Regions from separate parts of the Homo sapiens genome. Here region 2 is linked to region 1. Evidence: chromatin contacts called from ENCODE Hi-C or POLR2A ChIA-PET data. All regions are on one chromosome and are shown on one strand. Each heading gives the region's core, a stretch centred on a gene start or an enhancer-like site at or near the end of the contact. The rest is flanking DNA. Distances are from core to core; before and after follow the strand shown.

Evidence for each region. A loop is a pair of places that touch in the nucleus more often than their neighbours do. ChIA-PET counts read pairs that join two places held with the same protein, here RNA polymerase II (POLR2A). Pooled maps may share reads with other maps.
Region 2: a loop to region 1 is called in a map of posterior cingulate gyrus, with 10 times the contacts of the local background. The contact joins the enhancer-like site here to the promoter of BIRC6 in region 1. A Hi-C loop is called at or near these places in 5 of 168 maps with a recorded cell type or tissue (Caco-2, aorta, ascending aorta and 2 more) and 7 of 50 pooled maps. POLR2A ChIA-PET finds 5 or more read pairs at or near these places in 10 of 52 experiments (CD8-positive, alpha-beta memory T cell, GM10248, GM12878 and 7 more).

The regions. Positions count from the first base shown.
Region 1 is chr2:32,351,795-32,358,519 of GRCh38, reverse strand. BIRC6 (baculoviral IAP repeat containing 6) reads right to left here and starts at 1,497. Exons shown (of 74, transcript NM_016252.4): 1 at 1,034-1,497. The coding sequence starts at 1,358. RefSeq lists enhancers at 287-799, 1,314-1,826 and silencers at 1,051-1,280, 1,441-1,810.
Region 2 is chr2:32,422,763-32,429,378 of GRCh38, reverse strand. BIRC6 (baculoviral IAP repeat containing 6) reads right to left here. Exons shown (of 74, transcript NM_016252.4): 11 at 84-233. Among named protein-coding and RNA genes, the nearest start is that of BIRC6, 69 kb to the right of the region's middle. Within about 2 kb of position 3,560, at least 3 of the 41 ENCODE cell types and tissues checked have a DNase peak (open chromatin) inside an H3K27ac peak, as active enhancers do; they include IMR-90 and psoas muscle, where a contact is called at or near this core.

The DNA.
Region 1 (6,725 bases), core at 248-2,747:
ACTTTTCAATCTAAACCTACAACATCCAAATTAAGCCACCCATCATTTAACCACAAATGAAATGTCATCTCCGCCAAATCTAACTCAGCCAGGGCCATTCCAAAACCACTCCAGTCCGTCCACTGAGCATACACCTCACGCATCTGAAAGTCCCGTCCCTGGACCAAGGTTTACGCCACCCAGAAGTGCTCTCCTCCAATGGTGAGACTCAGACACACCTTCAAATCCTAATTTTCGGCTCGCTGTGGGAAAACAAGTAGAGACAGCCTGAAGTTACAAACCCAAAGGAATCTATTTCATACACCACAGGTCCTGACTTTCTCGTCACTGGGGCGTAGAAGTTGGAAGCCCCGAGCAAGGGGACCAGGTCTAGTCGTCTTCGGCGTCCGCAGAGTCCTACAGTCGTCGACCAAGCAGTTCAGGCAGCTGGCCCGCCTACTTCCCTCCCCACCCCCACCACGACCCACCCCACCCCCACCCCACCCCCACCCCCACGCTGGGCGCACAGCCCGCGGTCTGTCCCCCGCACTGCGGGACCTGAGAACAGCAGACTGCCGGCTCCTCTCCCACAAGGGAGGGCTTGGTTGCCGGCTCAGACGCTCCCCGCCCCTCGCCTCCGGCCACCAGCCTCTCCGCCCGGGGTCAACCCTTCCAGCCTTTCGCTCTCATCTAACCGGACGCAGGACCGACAGCCTCTCCAGGGCCTACCCGGGCCTCGCTTCCTCCGGTGCCAAGCTCCAAGGTCTCCTCACCTCTCGCGGAGGACCAAGCCAGACCGGACGCTCCAGGCCCGAAAGGCAACTCCCCTCCCACCACTCCCTGACTCGCCGGTCTTTCCTCCCAACTGCAGCCGCTGAAAAAGCCAAGTCCTAAGGTCCCCCTCCATCAGCTTCCGGGCCTCCCTTCACGGCTGGGCCCGAACCCCCAGCCCTGCCCTCTCGCCATCTCGCTTCCCCGAGTCGCGAGGCCGAGCCCCGGGGCTGGACGGCTTCTTTCCCCGGCTTCGCGCCCGCCCGGCGTGCGGAAGACTCACCACTGAGCGCGGAGGCCTGCAGTGTGGCCCCCGAGGTGCCGTCGATGACTTTGATGGTCCCGCGGCTAGTGACGGCCAGGATGGCGTTGAGCGCAGGGTGGTAGGACAGGCTGTGCAGCCCGTCGGCGTCGCAGTGCATGCAGCCGTCCCGCAGCACCAGCCACTCTGAGACCCCGGCCGCCCCCGCCCCCGCCGCCGAGGAGCAGCCGGGGCCCGAGGCCGCCGCAGCCGCAGCCGCCATCTTCCGGCCTGCGCTCAGCACAATCACACTGGGAAGCGGCTCAGTGACAGTCCCGGGAGGTGCAGCACCACCACCAGTCACCATCCGGGGCCAGGGGGCAAGCCGAGCGCGTTAGCCGGAAGTGAAGTCAGGCGCCCGCACGCACGCGGAACGTCGATCGCCCGGCCGGAGGGGCCAAACTCGGAGGGAGGCTGACGGGAGAGGGGGAGAAGCAGGGAGGGAGGCGGGGCCCGGGGCGCGGGCTGGAGGCCGGCGGGTGGAGCATGCGCGGGAGGGCTCGCGCGTGCCACGCGCCGCGGGTCTGGCCAGTTCCGCGTCCGCAGCGTCCCAGTTTCTTCCTGTGAGCCTGGGGAGTGGCGGCTGCCGAGTCCGCCCCGCTCCTCGCGGGGGCAGGGGGAGGGGTTGGCCTCCGTGCATTTCCGCTAGGTGGGGACCCCCGCCCTTGCGACCTGTCCGGTACGCCCGGAGGCCTTTTGCAGCGGTTCCAGCTGCGCCTTGACCGTTCCCGGTACGCACGGTGCAGCTGTTCGGCCGTGGCCGGAAGCGGACCTCTGGGTCTCGGTCACGGCTCTGGTGTGAGAATAAACAATCAGAAGCCTCTCGTTTGGATTGGAAGGAACCGAGCGACCTTCCCAAACCTGTACCTTTTACCACGCCTGCCCTCCCCATTCCCAAGGCTTTCTGTTGAACAGAAGTACCAGATACGAGGTGCTGGAAGCGCATAGTTAAGCTTAGTTTCTCTATCCACATTCCAAACAACCCGAGTTACCGGAATTAATAGGAGTGTGGGTCTGTGTGAGTGTGTGGTGGGGTGTGTTGGAGGTCTAGAAAGGACTAATCAATTTACTAATCATCCCCCCTTGGAGAATTTTTTTAAAACTTTTTATTTTGAAATAGATTACAGTTGAAAATATACTACAGACCTCTGTGGTCTTTCTCTCCAAAAGCCATAACCCCTATCTAACTATGAGAAAACCATTTGACAAACCCAAACTGTAGGACATTATTTTTATAAAATACCTAAACACTACTCAAAGATAGTACAGAGAGATCCAATTTACTCTTTACCCAGTTTCCCCCAATGGTTGCATATTACATAATTCTAGTACAATCTCAAAAGGAGGGATTTGATAGTTGTATGATGTGTGTATAGTTCAATGTCATTTTATCACATGTAGACCTACGCACCATAGTCAAGATGCAGAGTTGTATGTTCTATATGTTTTGTGATCATTAGGTTATTTTGGAAAGAACTAGTTTTCCTTAAAAACCTAATCAAAGATCTGTTGTGAGGATTAAGAATCATTTGTAAAATGTGTAGAAGAGCATCTGACAAGTATATACTACGTGCTCAATAAAAATTATAAAAGTTAATTGCCCTCTCACATTCATGCGAACTTCCTTCAGGAAATCTTCATGGATTACCTGAACTACATCTTAAACTATTAGCCATCAGGCTACATCTGAAACACTTAGAGATTTGACTGTATTCCTCTCTTCTTGGGGGTCCCTAAAATACACTGAAGTTCCTGGGCCTGCCAGAGAGTGACATTCCTTACTCATCTGTGGTTCTTTTTTTTTTTTTTTTTTGGCTTTTTTGTTTGTTTTTGTTTGTTTATTGAGACGGAGTCTCACTCCGTCGCCCAGGCTGGAGTGCAGTGGCGTGATCTCAGCTCACTACAACTTCTGCCTCTTGGATTCAAGCAATTCTCGGCCTCAGCCTCCTGAATAGCTGGGATTACAGGCACCTGCCACCACGCCTGGCTAATTTTTTTTTTTTTTTTTTTTTGTATTTTTAGTAGAGATGGGGTTTCACCATCTTGGCCAGGTTGGTATTGAACTCCTGATCTCGTGATCCACCTGCCTCGGCCTCCCAAAGTGCTGGGATTACAGGTGTGAGCCCCCGCGCCCGGCCACTCAGGCCACTCACCTGTAAGTCTGGGAACAATCAGGCCAGTTTTTCAAACGAAGACTTTATTGGCTCCATAAAGTCAACCATAGCTCCTTAATGCCATCTGGTCATGTTTGAAAATATGACATTCCAGTCAAAACCTGGTTAATACAACCAGTGCCTCCAATTATGTCTTGTTACAGGAGAACACATTTTTATAGAAATTATGCAAATAACTATATTGCCATAAAAATAGGAATACTTGGCCGGGTGCGGTGACTCATACCTGTAATCCTAGCACTTTGACTAGCCTGGCCAACATAGTGAAAGCCCATCTCTACTAAAAATAGAAAAAAATGAGCCGGGCCTGGTGGCGGGCACCTGTAGTCCCAGCTACTAGGGAGGCAGAGGCAGGAGAATCACTTGAACCCTGAAGGCGGAGGTTGCAGTGAGCAGAGATCGTGCCACTGCACTCCAGCCTGGGCGACAGAGCGACAATCTGCCTCAGAAAAAAAAAAAAAAAAGAAAATGGGACAAGTTGAGTTTACCTACTTAGTAAGGGCTAAAGCTTTTTACCAATATTTGTGGAAAATTCTTTTTACTTTTTTTTTTATTTGCCCTGTTTCAAAACAGTCTCATTTTTTTCTCTCTTTTCAGCCTCAAGTGATTGATTTGGAGGGTCCTCTCAGTCCCTTCAGAGCCCCCAGTGGAGGGTAGGGAGCCTAAAGTGCAAGTGACTGTGGGGCTGGAGTGAGAAGGGAAAGGATCTGGCAGTGGTGGACAAAGTTGGCAAAGGTTATAATCAGTAGGGATTTCTGGTTTCAGAGAAGAAGGGTTTCAGGTGACAGAATTTCCCATGGGAGAAGCAAGATCCAATAGAGAGAATACAGAGGCTTCACAGAGAGCCAGAAAGAACATCCAGCCCAGAAGGTACCTTTCAAAAGAAGCCTGGGACTGTAACACAGTTTCAGAGAATATACTTTTCTTTCCTTTTTTTTTTGAGACGAAGTCCCGCTCAGTCGCCCAGGCTGGAGTGCAGTGGCGCGATCGCGGATCACTGCAGGCTCCGCCTCCCGGGTTCACGCTATTCTCCTGCCTCAGCCTCCCGAGTAGCTGGGATTATAGGCACCAGCCACTACGCCCGGCTAATTTTTTGTATTTTTAGTAGAAATGGGGTTTCACTGTGTTAGCCAGGATGGTCTCGATCTCCTGATCTCGTGATCCACCCGCCTCGGCCTCCCAAAGTGCTGGGATTACAGGCGTGAGCCACCGCGCCCGGCGTTTTTTTTCCTTATTTTAAGAGACAGCGTCTTACCGTGTCACCTAGGCCAGAGTCAGTGGCATGATCATAGCTCACTGCAGCCTCAAACTCCTGGGCTCAAGCGATCCTCCTGCCTCAGCCTCCTAAGTAGCTGGAATTACAGGTGCAAGCCACCAAACCCAGCCAGAGTATACTGATACCTTAAGAATCCACATCTGTTCTTACCAGCTTTGGCAGACATTTGTCTTGAGCAATGGTTCAGGAATCTGATTCACCAAGGAACAATGTAGGGGGTCAGTAGATAGAAAATTACTAAGAGGAAACCTCAGGGGTAAGTGAAACTCTGGCCAAATCAATCTAACAGGATTCTTGCTGAAGACAGGCCACAGTGATCAGACATCACCTGGGAGATGGTGGAGGATGAGGAGCCTGATCAGATATGGAGGAAGAGGGGTTCTTGCTAAACTGACTTAGCTCAGTTTTCTGCTAAAACTAGACTTTACAAGGAAGTGCACGGATGGACCTAGCAGAAGATTCAGAAGTCTGACTAAAGTTTGGCCAAAGAATCTTTGTCATAGTAAAGTCTGGATGAATATCTGATTTTCATAACTGTAGCATCATTGATCACCTCTATGAACTTGGGCTAGTCATACATTTTGAGACTGTTTCACCAAGTGTCAAACGGAGATGATAAAATTTCTTGCCCTAGTCATTTAGGTTTGTTCTAAGTACTTCTGAAAGTACTTGTAAATGGTAAAAATTGAAAAACAGGGCCAGACACGGTGGCTCACGCCTGTAATCACAGCACTTTGGGAGGTTGAGGCGGGCGGATTACTTAAGGTCAGATGTTTGAGACCAGCCTGGTCAAAATGGTGAAACTCTGTCTCTACTGAAAATACAAAATAGGCCGGGCACGGTGGCTCACGCCTGTAATCTCAGCACTTTGGGAGGCCAAGGCAGGCGGATCACGAGGTCAAGAGATCAAGACTATCCTGGCCAACATGGTGAAACCCTGTCTCTACCAAAACTACAAAAAATTAGCTGGGCATGGTGGCACGTGCCTGTAGTCCCAGCTACTCTGGAGGCTGAGGCAGGAGAATAGCTTGAACTTGAGGCAGAGGTTGCAGTGAGCCGACATTGTACCACTGCACTCCAGCCTGGCCACAGAGCAAGACTCTGTCTGAAAAAAAAAAGAAGAAAATACAAAATAATTAGCCAGAAATGGTGGCAGGCACCTGTAATCCCAGCTACTGGGGAGACTGAGGCAGAAGAAACGCTTGAACCCGGGAGGTGGAGGTTGCAAGGAGCCAAGATCGCGCCACTGCACTCCAGCCTGGGGGACAGAGCAGGACTCCAGCTCAAATAAATAAATAAATATTGAAACACAGAGAGGTGAAATGGCTTCTCCATCGTCTCACGGTTTCTGGGGCTGGGGTAGAAATAACCTGGATTTTGAGCTCCAGCAGTTTGATTCGAGAACTTGTACTTCCAACTTAACCCTCTTGTTCAAAACTTCAGGGCCTTGAGGTGAAAGACTGTAAATAATCAAATCTAAATATAAGTGGGGTGTCGTTTTAAAACAGTTTTTAAAATCTTTAGGATAGGCCGGGCGTGGTGGCTCACGTCTGTAATCCCAGAACTTTGGGAGACTAAGGCAGGCGGATCACCTGAGGTCAGGAGTTCAAGACCAGCCTGACCAATATGGTGAAATCCCATCTCTACTAAAAATACAAAAATTAGCTGGGTGTGGTGGCACATGCCTGTAATCCCAGCTCCTCGGGAGGCTGAGGCGGGAGAATCGCTTGAACCCAGGAGGCAGAGGTTGCAGTGAGCCATGATCGCCCCACTGCACGCAAGCCTGGGTGACAGAGGAGACTCTGTCTCCAAAATAAAAATAAATAAAATCTTTAGGATATAGTCGGGCACGGAGGCTCATGCCTGTAATCCCAGCACTTTGGGAGGCCGAGACAGGCAGATCACGAGGTCAGCAGCTTGAGACCATCCTGGCTAACACGGTGAAACCCCATCTCTACTAAAAATACAAAAAAATTAGCCGGGCGTGGTGGCAGGTGCCTGTAGTCCCAGCTACTCAGGAGGCTGAGGCAGGAGAATGGTGTGAACCTGGGAGGTGGAGCTTGCAGTGACCCGAGATTGCGCCACTGCACTCCAGCCTGGGCGACAGAGCAAAACTATGTCTCAAAAAAAAAAAAAAAATCTTTAGGATATAAGTAGAGGCCAGACACGGTGGCTCACACCCATAATTCAAGCACTCTGGGAGGCTGAGGCAGGTGAATCACCT
Region 2 (6,616 bases), core at 2,311-4,810, 69 kb before region 1:
ATGTTTACATCTTCCAACAACTAGAAAAATGATAAATACTACCTATTCTTTTTTTAAAATCATTTAAAAATTTAATATCATACCTGAAATGCCAGGACTTGAAGGATTTGATAAAGGTTTGGAACCTTCTGAAGATGGTTCTATTCCTTTAGAAAGAGATCCATCCACTAGTATATCAGCTTCATCAATATCATCACAGGTTCCTCCAATTTGGAGAAAATGAAGCTCACCACCTACAGTGTAGTAAATTTCATAGATACATGAAAAATAGGTAAACATTCAAATATTCAAATGTAATACTACTTAGGAAACAACTGAATGTCACTTCATAGGCAGATAAGGAAAGCTACCAATGTGATGTATTTCCAAGAGTTTAGAAATTTAATTGCCAAGGAATTACAAATTGAAACCAAATTTTTATGAAGAAAATGATAAATACATAAACATACATGAAAACAGGTATTTATCTAGTATTTACTTTTATGAGACAGTATTTTAAGTGCTTTAATTAATTCATTTACTTTTTACCAAAAACCCTTGTGGTAGAACTATTACTGTGGCCATTTTACAGATGAGGCACTAGCTATACTGGAATCCACAGCCAGATCTCTTAATCTCAACAATAACAAAACTTAACAAATACTCTTATTTTTTAAAGCATTCACAATGAAATGAAGGCAACTCAAATTTCTAGTTTAAAATCTCTGTCACAGGAAAAAAACTGACAGCAAATTTAGCTTTAATTAAGACAAAAAAATTAATGGGTAATAGTATATTCTAACATTCTAATTTGGAGATTCACTTCCAGCATAGCAGAAGAAGGAAGATGATAAATCCCCTTCCTGAAAGGCAACTATAAAGCTAGACAAAACTGTAATTTAACGAGGGTGAGGTAAGCAGTGAAAACCAGCACATTCACTGCTATCTCCAGATGGGACTTGATTGATGGAGAGCGTCCAGTTTAAACAGGTGATTTCAATGGGAAACAAACAAGGAGATCTGCTACTTGAGGTCACAATTCTGTGTGGGGCAAGCAAAGCACTGGAAACACCAGGGATTTAACACAGAATTACATGTAGTGAGAGAAGCACAGGGGGCCTGGTAAACTCTCCACAAATCCCACCTTGATCAGAGGCTGTGCACGTGTCCAGCAAAGACCAGAGGGAGCCGAAGCCATTATTACATCCTCAGTCAACTAAGCCTCTATGCCTATGCAAAAGAGACCTGAGAAAGCACAACAGAAAATAAAAGCCAGGGCACACTTGAGCACAGCCTTACTGGCTAAAGGTATTTGGACACCAAACCTATCAATCTTTGGCTGAATACTAAGCTCTGCTGCCCCAAAAGAAACAAAATAAGAAACAAGTCTTAAAAATTAAAACTAGGCAGAATAAATGACAGAAATCAGCAGCTGCACAATACAGAAGAGATTTTACAGATTCAGATTTCACAGATTCAACAGTTTGTTTGTTTTCACAAAACAAACAAAGCAACAACCACCTGGCAAAAGGTAGGGAGATACGAATCCAGATTGCTATAGTGTTGTTTTAAATGTCCAGTAAATAAATAAAACATTACAAGACATGCAAAGAAAGAGGGACCCACATTCAAGATGTAAAACACACACACACACACACACCTGAAAATGTCTTCTCGGACTTCAGATTTAGCAAAGAATTCAAGGATCTATTGTAAATATTTTTATAGAATAAGAGGAAACCAGGGGTATAGAGATTACAGGAAATAATGGTATAAACGACTCAACAAACAAAAATATTTTTAAAAAAATTAAAGGCCAGGAGCAGTGGCTCACGCCTGTTATCCCAGCACCTTGGGAGACGGAGGCGGGCGGATCACCTGAGGTCAGGAGTTCGATACCAGCCTGGCCAACATGGTGAAACCCCATCTCTACTAAAAATACAAAAATTAGACAGGCGTGGTGGCAGGCGCCTGTAATCCCCTGAGCTACTCAGGAGGCTGAGGAAGGAGAATCGCTTGAACCCGGGAGGCAGAGGTTGCAGTGAGCTGAGATAGCGCCACTGCACTCCAGCCTGGGCGACAAGAGCAAGACTTTGTCTCAAAAAAAAAATAAAATAAAATAAAAATTAAAAGAAGCTTGGAGACCTACAGGACAGATAAAATATTAAGAACATACATGTAATGGGAATTCCATGAAGAAGAGAATTCCACCTGAAAAAATAATGGGCAAAAACTTACCAAATCTGATAGAAAACCACAAATTCACTCAAGTTCAATGACCCTCAAATAGGATAAACACAAAGAAATAACACATATATATATAAGCTCTTGAGAGTCAAAGGCAAAGGGAACATCATGAAGACAGCAAGATAAAAATTATTCATCAGACATGAAAACAACAGCACAAATTAACAGATCACTATGAGAAACAATGGAGACCAGAGGCAATGGAATGACATTTAAAGTACAGAAAGAAACTGTCAACAGATTCTCTATGTAGCATTAATCCTCAAAAATGAATGTGAGATGAACACATTTCCAGAAAAACAAAGACTGAGAGAACTTTATGCTAGCAACCTGCCTTATGATAAGTAACAAAGAAAGCCCCAAAGAAAGCCCCTTTAAGAGGAAGGAAAGCAACATCAAATTCACTGAAAAAATAAAGAACAGAAATGGTAAGTAGGTGAATATAATAAATAAATGTTTTTCTCATTTCTTTGCCAACTTTTTAAAAAGATAATGGTTGTATAAAATAATTGTAACATGTTTTGTTGGGTTTTGTTTGTTTTTTGTTTTGAGACGGAGTCTCGCTCTGTTGCCCAGGCTGGAGTACAATGGTGTGATCTCAGCTCACTGCAACCTCCGCCTCCTGGGTTCAAGTGATTCTCCCTGCCTCAGCCTCCTGAGTAGTTGGGATTACAGGTGCCCACCACCACACCCGGCTAATTTTTGTATTTTTAGTAGAGACAGGGTTTTGCCATGTTGGCCAGGCTGGTCTTGAACTCCTGACCTTAGGTGATCTGCCCGCCTTGACCTCCCAAAGTGCTGGGATTACAGGCGTAAGCCACCACACCCGGCCATTCTGTTGGGTTTATAACATACTTAAATGTAATGTATGGGGTGGGGAGAGACAAGAGCAAAGTTCCTACATATTTTACTAGAATAAAGTATTATTCTGAAGTAGATTGTATTATTAATTAAACCACCAAAATATAACTCAAAAAAAAGTAGTATCAGAAAAAGAAACCAGAATCAACACGGGGACCAGTGATTTCATGCCAAATGGCAGAGTAGGAAGCTCTAGGGATCAGTCCCTCCACCAAAGCAACCACTCAACTAGAAAGTATGATTGGAATCAACTATTTCAGAACTATGGGACCTAACAGGATATCTACAATAAACAGAGGAGACTGATTTCTGGTAAGAGGGTGGCCTAAATGAACCAGCTACCCCTCCATACTCAGCCCTGACACAGCTGTGGGGGAAAGTGGCACATGTGCTGGAAGCAGCTGGCTGGTGCCAGGGCGGACAGGAGGGACCTTCTCTTCCCAATATATAGGGTTGTGCATTTTGGTTGGTCTAGCAGTTCCCTAAGGGACCAGAATAGACTCTTGCCTGGGTTTCACCCTTCTGAGACTGCAGCTGCTACTCCAAGCAGCAGCCACCAGAAGATTTAAGGGGACAAAGCCGAAACAGGATCTACAGGAAGATTTAAAGAGATAGAACTCTTTTTTGGAAGGATAAGAGTGGGGAGAGGGTTCTCTAGCCTTTGTACAAATAGTTTGAAAATGTCACAAATGGATGGCTGCAGCTGGAAACAAGCAAAATCTCCCAGAGTGAGAGAATAAGATTTCTAGAGGTACCACATTACAATACTCAGAAAGTTCTGACTACAACAAAAAATTACAAAGCACTCAAAGAAACAGCAAAGTATGGCCCATTTACAGGAGAAAAAAAAAAAAAAAGAATTACCAGAAAGCATACCTGAGAAAGCCCAGATATTGGAATTATTAGTCAAAAACGTTAAATGAATTCTCTTTATATAGCCAATTAGCTAAAGGGAACAATGGACAAAAACTAAAGAAAAACAGGAAAATGATGTATGAATGTAAGATTATCAACAAAAAGATAAACTGGACTTTTTCAAAATGCCAATGTTTTGTGCATCAAAGGACACTACCAAGAAAGTAAAAAGACAACCCACAGAATATGAGAAAGTAAGTATTTGCAAATCATATCTATTAAGATATGAATCCTGAATTTCTAAAAATGTTCCTACAACTCAATCAAAAAAAAAAAAATTCAAAAGTGGACAAGGACATGAATAGATATTTCTACGTCTATTATAGAAATACAAATCACCAATAAACACATGAAGAAATGCTCAACATCACTAATCATTAGGAAAGTGCAAACCAAAACCACAACAGATACCACTTCACAACCACTAGTTGTCAAAAAGACCAAAAATAACAAATGTTGGCCAGGATGTAGAAAAACTGGGACCCTTCCAAACTGCTTGTGGAAATGCAAAATGGTGCAGACTCTGTGGAAAATAACTTGGTGATTCTCAAAAGGTTAAACATAGGCCAGACGCGGTGGCTCACACCTGTAATCCCAGCACGTTGGGTGGGCGAGGTGGGAGGATCACCTGAGGTCAGGAGTTGGAGACCAGCATGGTCAACATGGCGAAATAGTGTCTCTACTAAAAATACAAAAAATAGCTGGGCGTGGTGGTGCGTGCCTAATCCCAGCTACTTGGGAGGCTGAGGCAGGAGACTCACTAGAGCCGGGGAGGCAAAGGTTGCAGTGAGCCGAGATCGCGTCAGTGCACTCCAGCCTGGGCAACAAGCGTGAAACTCCATCTCAAAAAAAAAAAAAGGGTTGAACATAGAATTACCATGTGACCCAACAATTCCACTCCTAGGTATATACCCAAAACAACTGAAAACGGGTACTCAAATATTTGTACACCAATGTTTATAGGGACATTATTCACAATAGCCAAAATGTGGAAACAACCCAAATGCTGAGTTACAATAGTCACCCCTTACAGTAGTCACAGTTCCAAGACCTCGCAGTGATGACTGAAACTGTGGATAGTATCAAACCCAATATGTATATATATTGTTTTTTCATATATATATATTCATATATATACACACACACATATGATAAATTTAATTTATAAATTAGGCACAGGAAGAGATGAACAACAACAAAATAGCACAATGATAGCAATATACTGTTCACAATTTCACAAACAGAAGATTTGTTCTTACCATAAATCTTAGAAATCTGCACATAAAATATTTTTCTTTCCAAGTCAAAAATTTCGCCTTTTCAACATAAAGAAAAAACTTCAAAACGGCTTCACTTTGGCATATCCCATAGCTAGCATTACCATTCTTGAACTTTAGGGCCATTATTAAGTAAAATGGTTACTTGAACACAAGCACTGCGATACCAGTGACAGACAATCTGATAACCAAGACAGCTACTAAGTGACTAACAGACAGGTAGTGTATACAGCATGGAGATGCTGGACAAAATGATGATTTGTGTCCTGGATGGGACAAGAAGAGATTTTTATCACACTACTCAGAATGGTGAGTAATTTAATAATTATCAATTGTTGATTTCTGAAATTTTCCATTTAATATTTCCAGACCAAAGCTGACCACAGATAACTGAAACCACAGATAAGGGGCAGGGATTGGGGGGGTGGATGGGCCCTACTGTAATGGAATATTATTTGGCATAAAAAGGAACCAAGATGTGATACATGGGTGAGCATTAAAAACATAAAAAATATGCTGAGTGAAAGAAACCAGACACAAAAGGACAAATACATGATTCCACTTATATGAGGTATCTACAATAAGCAAAGTCATACAGAAGTAGAATTGAGGTTACCAGCAGCGGAGGGTAGAATGAATGGGAAGTTACTGCTTAATGGTTACAGAGTTTTTGTTTAGGATGATGGGAAAGTTCTGGAAATCAGTACTGGTGGTTATACAACATTGTGAATGTATTACAGCCACTACATTACATGCTGTAAAACAGTTAAAATAGTAAACCTCATTATATATATTTAACACATTTTAAAAAGAAAAAAAAAATTATAACCCATGACCCAATAATTCTACTCTTAAGAACTGAGAGTCTCAGGCCGGGAACAGTGGGTCACGCCTGTAATCCCATCACTTTGGGAGGCCAAGGCGGGCGGAGCACTTAAGGTCAGGAGTTAGAGACCAGCCTGGCCAATATGGGGAAACCCCAACTGTTTTGTAAAAATACAAAAATTAGCCAGACGCCTGTAATCCCAGCTAACCTTGGGAGGCTGAGGCAGGAGAATCACTTGAACCCAGGAGGTGGAGGCTGCAGTGAGCTGAGATCGGCACCACTGCACTCCAGCCTTGGCAACAGAGCAAGACTCTGCCTCAAAAATAAAAAAATAGAGAGCCCCTTACATATGTGCACCAAGGAACTTACACAAGACGTTTATAGCAGAAAAAAACAGAAATAAACAAGATGTCCACTGACAGGAAAATGCATAAATTATTTGTGGGTTTTTTGCACATTGGAGTACTAAGTATAAGTGAAAATTAAATGATCTACAAGGCATGCAACAAAA